3 separate regions of the Homo sapiens genome follow, and all the other regions are linked to region 1. Evidence: chromatin contacts called from ENCODE Hi-C or POLR2A ChIA-PET data. All regions are on one chromosome and are shown on one strand. The core of a region is the stretch at or near the end of the contact, and the rest is flanking DNA. Distances in the headings are between cores, read along the strand shown.

Region 1 (3,246 bases), core at 129-2,628:
TTTTTTTTTTTTTTTTTTTTTTTTGTGAGACGGAGTCTCGCTCCGTTGCCCAGGCTGGAATGCAGTGGCCTGATCTCAGCTCACTGCAAGCTCCACCTCCCGTGTTTATGCCATTCTCCTGCCTCAGCCTTCCGAGTAGCTGGGACTACAGGCGCCCACCACCATGCTTAGCTAATTTTTTGTATTTTTAGTAAAGACGGGGTTTCACCGTGTTAGCCAGGATGGTCTCGATCTCCTGACGTCATGATCTGCCTGCCTCGGCCTCCCAAAGTGCTGGAGGCCGTGAGCCACCAGCTACAGGCGTGAGCCACCGTGCCTGACCTCGACTTTGTTCTTAAAAATGTAAAAATATCTATTTTTTTGCAGTTTTCCCTTTTGGCAATAAAAGTATCATTATATATTAGGTCTTTAATATATATAATGCCATTAATAGATATAGACTTTATTAATGAATGTTAGAATATATAATGTGTGTGTATATTATATATTCTAACATTCAGTGTATATATATATATATACACACACACACATTATATATTCTAACATTCAGTGTATGTATATAAATATACACACACATTGTATACTCTAACAGTCATTAATAAAGTCTATATAGAATGAAAATTATGACATTTAGGTTCTTACTGACTGAAGCCATTTTAAATATTAGATGTTAGTGTAACTTTTTTGATTGTTCACAGACTATTCAATGTCTGAAGTTGTTTTACTATCTTCAAGGGCAAAATAAAATTCTTTGTACACTTGCTTGAGTTTTCTTTGTTTACCTTGAGGATGAGCTGGTGAAGACTTAAAGGCAAATTGAATGCATCTGGTTTCAGATCCAATGAGTGCAGCTCACAGAGGGTTTTCTTAAAAAGGCATTTGTATCTTTTGTAGAAGCACATTGGAGATCTTTCACAAGCCCTTGAAGAAGTCAGGAATAAAAAGTTGCAACTTCCCCGGGAGAGAGCAACTCTGACCCTAAAAGTTAACGTTACATCCCAAACGTGGAAAACAGGAAATTTCAGATGGGTTTTGGCAAAACACATAGTGCCACTCCTTCTCTTGGTGTGCTAAGTTTTCCCAAGTCTGTGTACTCCTTATAGCGCAGGAATTCTCCAAAGGCCAACATTTCAGTTCCAGAAAGAGAAATAGAATCAACGGCAACAACAACAAAACAACTTTACCAAGAGCAAGCAAATTGCCTCGTCTTGGTGACTCCTCTGCAAAACTGCAAATTCCACCCCCGTGCGGCGGGGCAGGACATCTCCCAGACAGCTGGGGACACCCTTTCCAGCGGGAGCGGGAGGCGCTGTTGTTCAGGAAAGGAAGTTGTGTGTTTGTGAATGAGCGCACTTTGTGGTTCATGTGTTTGGGCAGGACAAACTACACCACAGGGTTGGGCGGGGCTGTGTGTGCTGGGCACGTACGCTTCTTTGTTTTGTCAGCTTCCCGAGAGATCAGGGAGAGCATAGATATATCCCTTTTTCAGTTCAGAGGAAAACACCTAACAACAACCTCAACAAACACAACAACAACAGCAAAAGGACGAAGCGTGAGCCAGAAATTCCATCTGCGTGAGTATGCTGGGAAAAGCCTGGCGAGGAATCCTGGTTGGTGAAAAACAGATTCGGTGCTTATTGTTCTGCTCTGTAAGTCACCAAAGAAATGTGGGCGTGTGCTGCTGGAAAGAAAATAGACTTCCACAAAAAGTATGAATCACTTTTGTTAATTGTCAAAGAAAATATATATTAAGTGATTACTTAGCTTCTGGAATTAAAACAAAATGAAAACAAACAAGCATCCTCTGTCTCTCAATACTTTTAAAACTGAAGATGGCAAAATAAGGCAAACCAAAGCCACCAGTGCATCTTGGCATGGTCAGCAGAGGAGGGCAAGTTTTCTAAAACCTTAAAAAGTATCTTGGTGTCATGAGCCTTAGAGTTATTTGAAATGCAGTTATGTGAAACCCCCCTCTATCTTTCATGAAGCCTCAGAAAGGAGTCCAGGGAGCCGGGGTTTGTGGAAGTTAGAATTTATCTGATGATCCAGAGCTGCTTCTCCCCCACGATAGGTCACCGTGAATCGGAGTATTTTGTGGTTGGCCTTTTCAAACAGGCAAGCATTTGGTGGTTTGTCTTTTGTTTAATTTGTTACCAGATCACACAAGATATTTTTCAACAGAATTTCAGAAAGCATCTTGGGAAATCCACAAAAATGGGCTGAGTCATCTAACCAGAAACAGTCCACACCACATCTGACTCTGAATGCCTGGCTTTTCTTTCTTTGGGGAGAAAGTTCTCAGCATCAGTTGGATGAAAGGGCAGGGAAGTCGAGATTGATTTGGGGTTTACAGGGACATAAAGAGAAATTACCAGCCCCAGACTCTGAAAATTTTTAAGGTATCAGAAAAGTGCTTGTGATAGAACCTGATGATTGCTTTTGGTGCCTGGGATGGTTATTAAGGGTCAAAATAATGTGGAGATGCCATCATGGAAAAGTGACTGTGATATGAATCTGTTGCTAAAAATGATGATTTCAAGGAGCAGAATGACATTCCATCCACCTATGACACGCACTTCACATTTGGTTAAGGGTTAGGCCAAGAGCTTTTTTTCTTTCTTTCTTTCTTTCTTTCTTTCTTTCTTTCTTTCTTTCTTTCTTTCTTTCTTTCTCTCTCTCTCTCTCTTTCTTTCTTTCTTTCTTTCTCCCTCTCTCTCTCTCTCTCTCCTCTTTCTTTCTTTCTTTCTTTCTTTTTGTACAGCTCTTGCAGCTCTAAACCCACAAAGCAGGTTAGGTTTCCTCTGGCCTGTGACCTAATCTTTAGTATTAGAGGAGGCACTGATTTGTTTGCTCTGATGTAAGCCCAAAGGGAATTTGGCTTCTTGATTTATAACAGGATTGGGTTTCAGGCCTCTAACAGTTAAAACCGGTCTTCAGCAGAGACTCAAGCAGGGGGAATGAAAGTTACACAGTGCGTGGATTAGTCCTTTGGTGTTTTTGACACAGTTTCTTTTCATAGGAGAATCTTATTTCAAATAGGGAGGCGTTTCCCCGTTTTAGAAAATGCTTGTGAAATGCATGACTCATTACGCCCTTGCAAAGAGCCAAAAAAAGTTCTGCAGAGTCTAGGACAGGACTAAACCGCAGCTAAGTCTAATATTTCAGTCTTGCTGAAACAGCTGTTCCCACTCGGGTCCGAGAGCGGGTGGGAGTAGAGATGGTGTGTGGGGGGGTCCCCACTTCAGT
Region 2 (3,163 bases), core at 638-3,137, 240 kb before region 1:
TGGTGATGGTTATAATGATGGTGAGGATGATGGTGTTGGTGATGGGTGGTACTTGGCTCCTTTTACAGAGCAGGACCCAGGAACAGAGAAGGTCAGGTGCCCATGAGCATATCAAAAAAGGTATATCCCAGAAGAAGGCTGAAGACTGGGTACATTGATTTCCTAAAGAAGACAGAGTCACTGCTTAGCTCTACGTGCTACTGTTCACAAGCATTCCTCTCCATAAAAATAGTTATGGTAACTTAAAATTGCTTTTCATTTTTTACATTGTATCATTAACTTTGTCGATCTTGTGCCCTGTTCTTCCACTGCAAAGCAGACTCCTTGGAAGATAAGATGGCCCCTTACTCTCTCTAACAACAGACTTCCAAGAGGAATTTCTCTATGATCTTGTTCCAGGAATGTGTTTCCCAAGAAGCAAGTCTGGATTCATCTTATGTACACTCCTGGCCTGTCTCTGGTATGTTTTCCTGGCTGGAGAATCTTTTGACAGCTCAGAGCCCAATCTGTGGCTCATCTCTAATGAATGTGCAGTATTTCTTATTTGCTTCTTGTTTTCCCTACCTTTCTTCGCGTTCTGATTTCATCATTCACTTCATTTTTTTTGACAGTGAGGTCGCTTTTATTATCATCCTCATATTACAAGTAAGAAGGAGCACCAGCATTTCAGTAGCTCTTCCTGTCAAAATGGCAGGAGCAGAATCTCAGCCTGCATTTGTCTGAAAATTATGAAGTAGATCTTTAAAAATATTATATTTCAAGTTTCAACACTAAATTACTATAAGGACACAAATAAGCTTTGGATATTTAATTTTTTTCTCACTTGAAAAGATGAATGTGTCTTCCTCTTTCATAGATGGCCTGTTATGATGAATTCAGCAGAATATAGCAAGTAACTCTAAGCCTCTAATTTTCTTTTGTATTTAACTATAAAAATATTTTAATTAATAAAATAAAAACACTCACGTATAATTTTACCACCCTAACACACTACTAACATTCTTACCTATTCTCTTCCAGATATTGTCCTTATGCCATTAAAATTGCATAAGCATATTCAAAATCAATAATTTATATTTTTGATTTTTACTGTTGAGTTTCTAAAGTCCATATATTGTTATAAGCCTCTTTAAACCCTTCTTGCAAAAGACAAAGAATAAGAGGATAAAGAATGTATGGAACCTGGCCAGGTGCGGTGGCTCACGCTTATAATCCCAGCACTTTGGGAGGCCAAGGCGGGCAGATCACCTGAGGTCAGGAGTTCTAGACCAGCCTGGCCAACATGGTGAAACTCCGTCTCTATTAAAAATACAAAAATTAGCCAGGTGTGGTGGCAGGGTGCCTGTAATCCCAGCTAATCTGGAGGCTGAGGCAGGAGAATTGCTTGAACCCAGGAGGCGGAGGTTGCAGTGAGCCAAGATCACAACATTGCACTCCAGCCTGGGTGACAGAGTGAGACATCGTCTCAAAAAAAAAAAACAAAAACAAAAAAAGAGTATGGGAAACTAACTTCAGTGCTGGAACATAAGACAAGGAAAAAGACGAGTCAGAAGTAGCACAGCCCCTGATCAAATGTGCTGTCCTCACATCCCTGTCATCTGGAAATGCCATTCCTTAACCTGGAAAACCTTCTTCTCCCAGATTCATATTTTGCCTCACCATTTACTTTGATCCCTGCAAAGGTAATGACATTGATTCCATGTTTCTAATTTTTCTAGAAATTCGGGGATCTGCTCAGCAGACCGGAACAACCCAGGAGGCATCTGGGCTCTGGAAGGAAATACAAGCCAGCCAGTTCCAGCAGCTTTTTCCCAAAGCCTGGAGCAGGCTCTGCTCTGTAGCTACTAGCATTTTTACGACAGTAACCTGAGGCCACTCATCTTAGGTCTGATTGATGAGTAGGTCAGAAATCATCCCAGCGTGGAACCCTCCTTGACTCACGCTGTCTGGGTGAACACACAGACCCATTCCACTGTTTCCTGGCCAGCTTGACTTCACTCTTCTTATTTTTCTTGGGCTAAGAAAAGACATTCTTTGCTGGATATAAATATCATGCATTTCAGAAAGTTCATATGTACAAATAACATGGATTCGGGATCATTACAGTTGTTAATTTTAGTAAAATAATTTTTTTCTTTGGCTTGCTTCTTGAATTCTTTAGTGATCTTGGACATACAAACACAGACTTCTTGTTCTAATTATCTCAGGTATGAGGCTTGGAAGTCGCAGTGTCCTGACTATTTCTGGAATTTAGACAGAATACAGCAGCCTGAACGTTCTTTCTGACAAGCCACAAGGAAACAGATGGGATATGTTGTTCCCTCCAGGGTGGGAGTCGCTGGCCCAGCCCCAGAGACAGATGTGCATTGAAAACACAAAAACTTTTTAGGTGGAAAATTTCAGACATATGTAAAAGTAGACAAATTCTATCACTGTGTTCGTATCACCCAGACTTCTGAACTACCAATTCGTGGCTGAAATTCTTTCATCCATGCTCGGCTTAGTCCTAACTCCTCTCTCCCCTGTGATTATTTAAAAGAAAATCCCAGGAAGATTTTTTTTTTGTGCCAAGGATGCATAAGAAGATCACCCAATACAATGATTTATATGGCTCATTTTGAGTTTTCCTATAGCACTGCCCTGGCTTTGCTGAAACCACAAGACCCATTGTGGCTGCATGACTCATCTTCCCCAGAGGCTGTCGTCTCAAGGTTTCTTGTGCTAGGGTTTTTGAAAGTAGCACATTGTTTCCAAAAAGCAAAATTCTGTCATTTGTCACCTACATTTAAGCATATCTATTGTGGCCAGGCGTGGTGGCTCACGCCTGTCATCCTAGCACCTTGGGAAGCTGGAGTAGGCAGATCACCTGAGGTCAGGAGTTCAAGATCAGCCTGGCCAACATGGAGAAACCCCACCTCTACTAAAAGTACAAAAATTAGCTGGGTGTGGTGGCACATGCCTGTAATCCCAGCTACTCAGGAGGCTTAGGCAGGGGAATCACTTGAATCAGGGAGGTGGAGGTTGCAGTGAGCTGAGATCGTACCACGGCACTCCAGCCTGGGTGACAGAGCAAGACTCTGTCTCAAAACAAAACAAAACAAACAAACAAAACGAATATCTGTCGTGAGAATTAAGGGGCCTATCTAGAGGCTCAGGGAATATT
Region 3 (3,272 bases), core at 654-3,153, 250 kb after region 1:
TAAATTACCCAAATCCTACACACAGAGGGGCCAAACCCAGAGATTCAACCTTGTCCATTTGACCCCAAGTCTTGAGCTCTTGCTCTACATCCCCTTATTTCCCAAGGGAGTAGATTAAGAAGCAGCACCATGAGCTAAAGGCATGGATGCTAGAAAAGCTTCAGGTAAATTATCAGGGGATGGCCGACAAGGAAACCTATAGGAGCTTGGGGACAGGGAGGTCCAGGGAGGCTGGTTGGGTTCAGGGAGGCTGGTCCTCAGACAGATGGGAGCAGAGAAAGGGAGAGCCCTGTGGGGCAGGGGCCAGACTGATTACAAGACAGGGGCCCGGCAGGGAAAGGCAGGACCCTGGGGTGGAAGGAGGGGCCTGGACCTGGAGACAGGGGCTGTCATGTTGGCCTGGGGCCCGAGGGTGAGTGGAGGCTGGGCCAGCACGCTCCTCCACTCAGGGGCCTGTCCAGGGTCTGTGAGGTGTGAAAGGGCACCTGACAATGGGCGTCCAGGGACTGCAGAGAAGGGCCCAGGTCAGGCCTCAGGCTGCTGGTCACAAAAGGCCTCGTGTGACTCAGATGTCCGCTTGCTCCTGGACGGCTTTCTCAGGCTGGGAACGAAGCAGCTGGGCAGCTTCTAGTTCTACCTGCAGAGTCACTTTCTCGTGTGTTTGTTTCATGTCTTCTGAACGGCGGGAGCTGCGAGGGCTACTGGAAGTTGAGAAGTTATTCTGCTGGGACGTGGCCATGCCCGGGAACCAGTAGCTCCGTAACAGCACCTGAGCCTGCAGCCTGCCAAGCCCCTGGCGGGAGGAGGAGAGCCTTCAGGGATTCCCCAGGAAGCCACCTGAGCAGGACTAGGGTGGAAACATCGGAGAGTGAAGGAACAGCCTCTCTCTTGGGAGGAGTGTGATCAAGAGGAATGAGGAGAAGAATGAGGTCATGAATCCCAACACAGACAGGCAAGTACACAGGTCCAGAGCCAAAGAGACAGAGAGACAGAGAGAAAGAGAGCTGGCCCCAGTGTGAACAGACCTGAGCCAGTGCAGACGTATCCCTGGTTAAGGTATAGACAAATGCAGCCGGGCGCGGTGGCTCATGCCTATAATCCCAGCACTTTGGGAGGCCGAGGCAGGCGGATCACGAGGTCAGGAGATCGAGACCATCCTGGCTAACATGGTGAAACCCTGTCTCTACTAAAAATACAAAAAACTAGCCAGGCGTGGTGGCAGGTGCCTGTAGTCCCAGCTACTCGGGAGGCTGAGGCAGGAGAATGGCGTGAACCCAGGAGGCGGAGCTTGCAGTGAGCCGAGATGGCACCACTGCACTCCAGCCTGGGGGACAGAGCGACACTCGGACTCAAAAAAAAAAAAAAAAAAAAGAAAAGAAAATGTATAGACAAATGCTTATCACCAGAAGAAACTGAGATCTTTCATCTAAAATTCAGAATTCCAGGCATTTATAGTGATTTTTAAGAAAAAAAAAATTATTAAAATAGTGATTCATCCCCCAAACCAATTTATTATTCTTAATGTCATTAAAAACCACACACACACACAAAAAGACTGGAGACTCAGCCCAGGACAGTGAGCATAGTTAGAAAGAAAGCCACTTGAGCAGGACCGGGTAGAGGTTAACTTCCAACCACAGCTAAAGATGCCAGATTGTCATTCCAGTTCAGTAAAGCCCACCTCAAACTGTATTTATTGATTCATTTCACAATAATCTGCTACTGTATTCAACACTCTAAGGGAGTGAGGAGTTTACTTGATTCAGCGGTAAACGCAGAGCTCTGGTAGGAGGTATTAATACTACTTATCAGCAAAGGTTACTAGCTTGCAAAATGTTTGAATCATGTTACCACATGGTTACCAAAGCTGAGTTATGAAATGCCAGGGGCTGACTCTGGGTGCACAGCACTTACGTAAGTCACTCTGCACAGGGCGCTGGAGGAGAAGTTGAGTTCTATTACAGGAAGCAGAGGAAGTTTCAGCAGACAGTCACTTGCCAATTTGAACAGTCCAAACACATGGTCTTCCAGTTTACATGCCCAGTGGTTTCTAAATAATTCACATGTCAGCTGCACAGACACATTGATAGTGTCATGGGTTTTGATGGGTTGGCCCAAATCCCATCATGAGTACAGTTCCATGTTCCCCCTGAAACTGGCGACGAGAAGTCCTCCCGGGGGAAGGCAGACAAGGGCAGCAGTGGAGTTTTGGGGTTGAGACTGAGCCAGAAAGCAAAGTGCCACTTCTGCCCATATGATGGTGAGATTTTGGAAGATTCCAAGTCTGAGAGACTGGGTCATATTGAGAGAATCGTGGAAATCATTTGGAAACCGGGCAGTGGGGAGGGAAGGATAAAGCCGTCTTCCATTTAAAAGGGAAACAGATACAATCTGAATGTATCTCCCCGGTTTGTCTGCTAAGGAGAGACACTCTTGTCTGCCGATAAAGAGCTGAGAGCCTCAAGTAGGTCAAAAATAAAGAAAACAAATTGAAGGTGAGATTGATTCATGACACATGTGTTACAAGGTCTGGTGGGAGCCTCTACTTTTTCTGGAGGATAAAACCATCAAAGCACACTGCCCCCGTTTCATCACACCACTTGCGTATTATAGAGACACAATCAGTTCTCAAAATCCCTAATTTGGGCATTTTGTGCCTCAAAAATATTTGTTCCCTTAGTATTCAATGTGGCACCATAGTACGAGTGCAGGTGTTTTGAATTTACACCTATCCTAGCTTTCACTTCTGATCCAACTCATGGGTTTGGTACGTCTGCTTAGCAGTACAATTTCAACGACTAAAATTGTCCGTCTCTATTGACTATGAACCATGCAAAAGGACGACCACTGGATGGTTTTCACCACAGCTGTGGCCACAGTGGCTGGAGAGGTGGTCCACCCTAGAAGACCCTAGGAAATAGCAGGCTGATGACACTGAACACATCAGTTATGTGAAAGGTGTGCGTGCATGGTGAGCCAGGAGGCTCAGTCCTGGGAGCAAAAAGACATTATAATCTTTAAATCAGAAGTAATTCCAGGAGCTTTCAACTGATAAAGGGGCTATCTTATGACATGAATAAATAACTAGACATAGTAACAACAAAATGATATTTTTCTTACTCAGGTGATCATCTTCTTATTCAAACGTGTATGTCAGAACCTGACTTAGGGATGGGAAGTTAGAAAATAAAATGAGAAAAGTGGAAAGCTGATTTCCTGCAGCCTACTTCCATCATTAACTCTTGGAGGCTTGACAATCCTTGTTGGAAAGC

The links. A loop is a pair of places that touch in the nucleus more often than their neighbours do. ChIA-PET counts read pairs that join two places held with the same protein, here RNA polymerase II (POLR2A). Pooled maps may share reads with other maps.
Region 2: a map of chondrocyte shows a loop between it and region 1 (5-fold over the local background). The contact joins two enhancer-like sites. A Hi-C loop is called at or near these places in 9 of 168 maps with a recorded cell type or tissue (CD4-positive, alpha-beta memory T cell, IMR-90, ascending aorta and 6 more) and 9 of 50 pooled maps. POLR2A ChIA-PET finds 5 or more read pairs at or near these places in 2 of 52 experiments (BJ and MCF 10A).
Region 3: a loop to region 1 is called in a map of gastrocnemius medialis, with 3 times the contacts of the local background. The contact joins two enhancer-like sites. A Hi-C loop is called at or near these places in 2 of 168 maps with a recorded cell type or tissue (GM11168 and gastrocnemius medialis) and 3 of 50 pooled maps. POLR2A ChIA-PET finds 5 or more read pairs at or near these places in 1 of 52 experiments (MCF 10A).

The regions. Positions count from the first base shown.
Region 1 is chr10:3,466,218-3,469,463 of GRCh38, forward strand. All of the region lies in intron 3 of LINC02669 (long intergenic non-protein coding RNA 2669), which reads right to left. All of the region lies in intron 1 of LOC105376360 (a long non-coding RNA gene), which reads left to right. The region is part of intron 1 of LOC124902538 (a long non-coding RNA gene); the gene reads left to right. Among named protein-coding and RNA genes, the nearest start is that of LINC02669, 35 kb to the right of the region's middle. RefSeq lists an enhancer at 1,091-2,290. Within about 2 kb of position 1,379, at least 32 of the 41 ENCODE cell types and tissues checked have a DNase peak (open chromatin) inside an H3K27ac peak, as active enhancers do; they include IMR-90, ascending aorta and gastrocnemius medialis, where a contact is called at or near this core.
Region 2 is chr10:3,225,269-3,228,431 of GRCh38, forward strand. No RefSeq gene overlaps it. Among named protein-coding and RNA genes, the nearest start is that of LINC02668, 31 kb to the right of the region's middle. Within about 2 kb of position 1,888, at least 8 of the 41 ENCODE cell types and tissues checked have a DNase peak (open chromatin) inside an H3K27ac peak, as active enhancers do; they include IMR-90 and ascending aorta, where a contact is called at or near this core.
Region 3 is chr10:3,718,813-3,722,084 of GRCh38, forward strand. All of the region lies in intron 1 of LOC105376360 (a long non-coding RNA gene), which reads left to right. Among named protein-coding and RNA genes, the nearest start is that of KLF6, 65 kb to the right of the region's middle. Within about 2 kb of position 1,904, at least 10 of the 41 ENCODE cell types and tissues checked have a DNase peak (open chromatin) inside an H3K27ac peak, as active enhancers do; they include gastrocnemius medialis, where a contact is called at or near this core.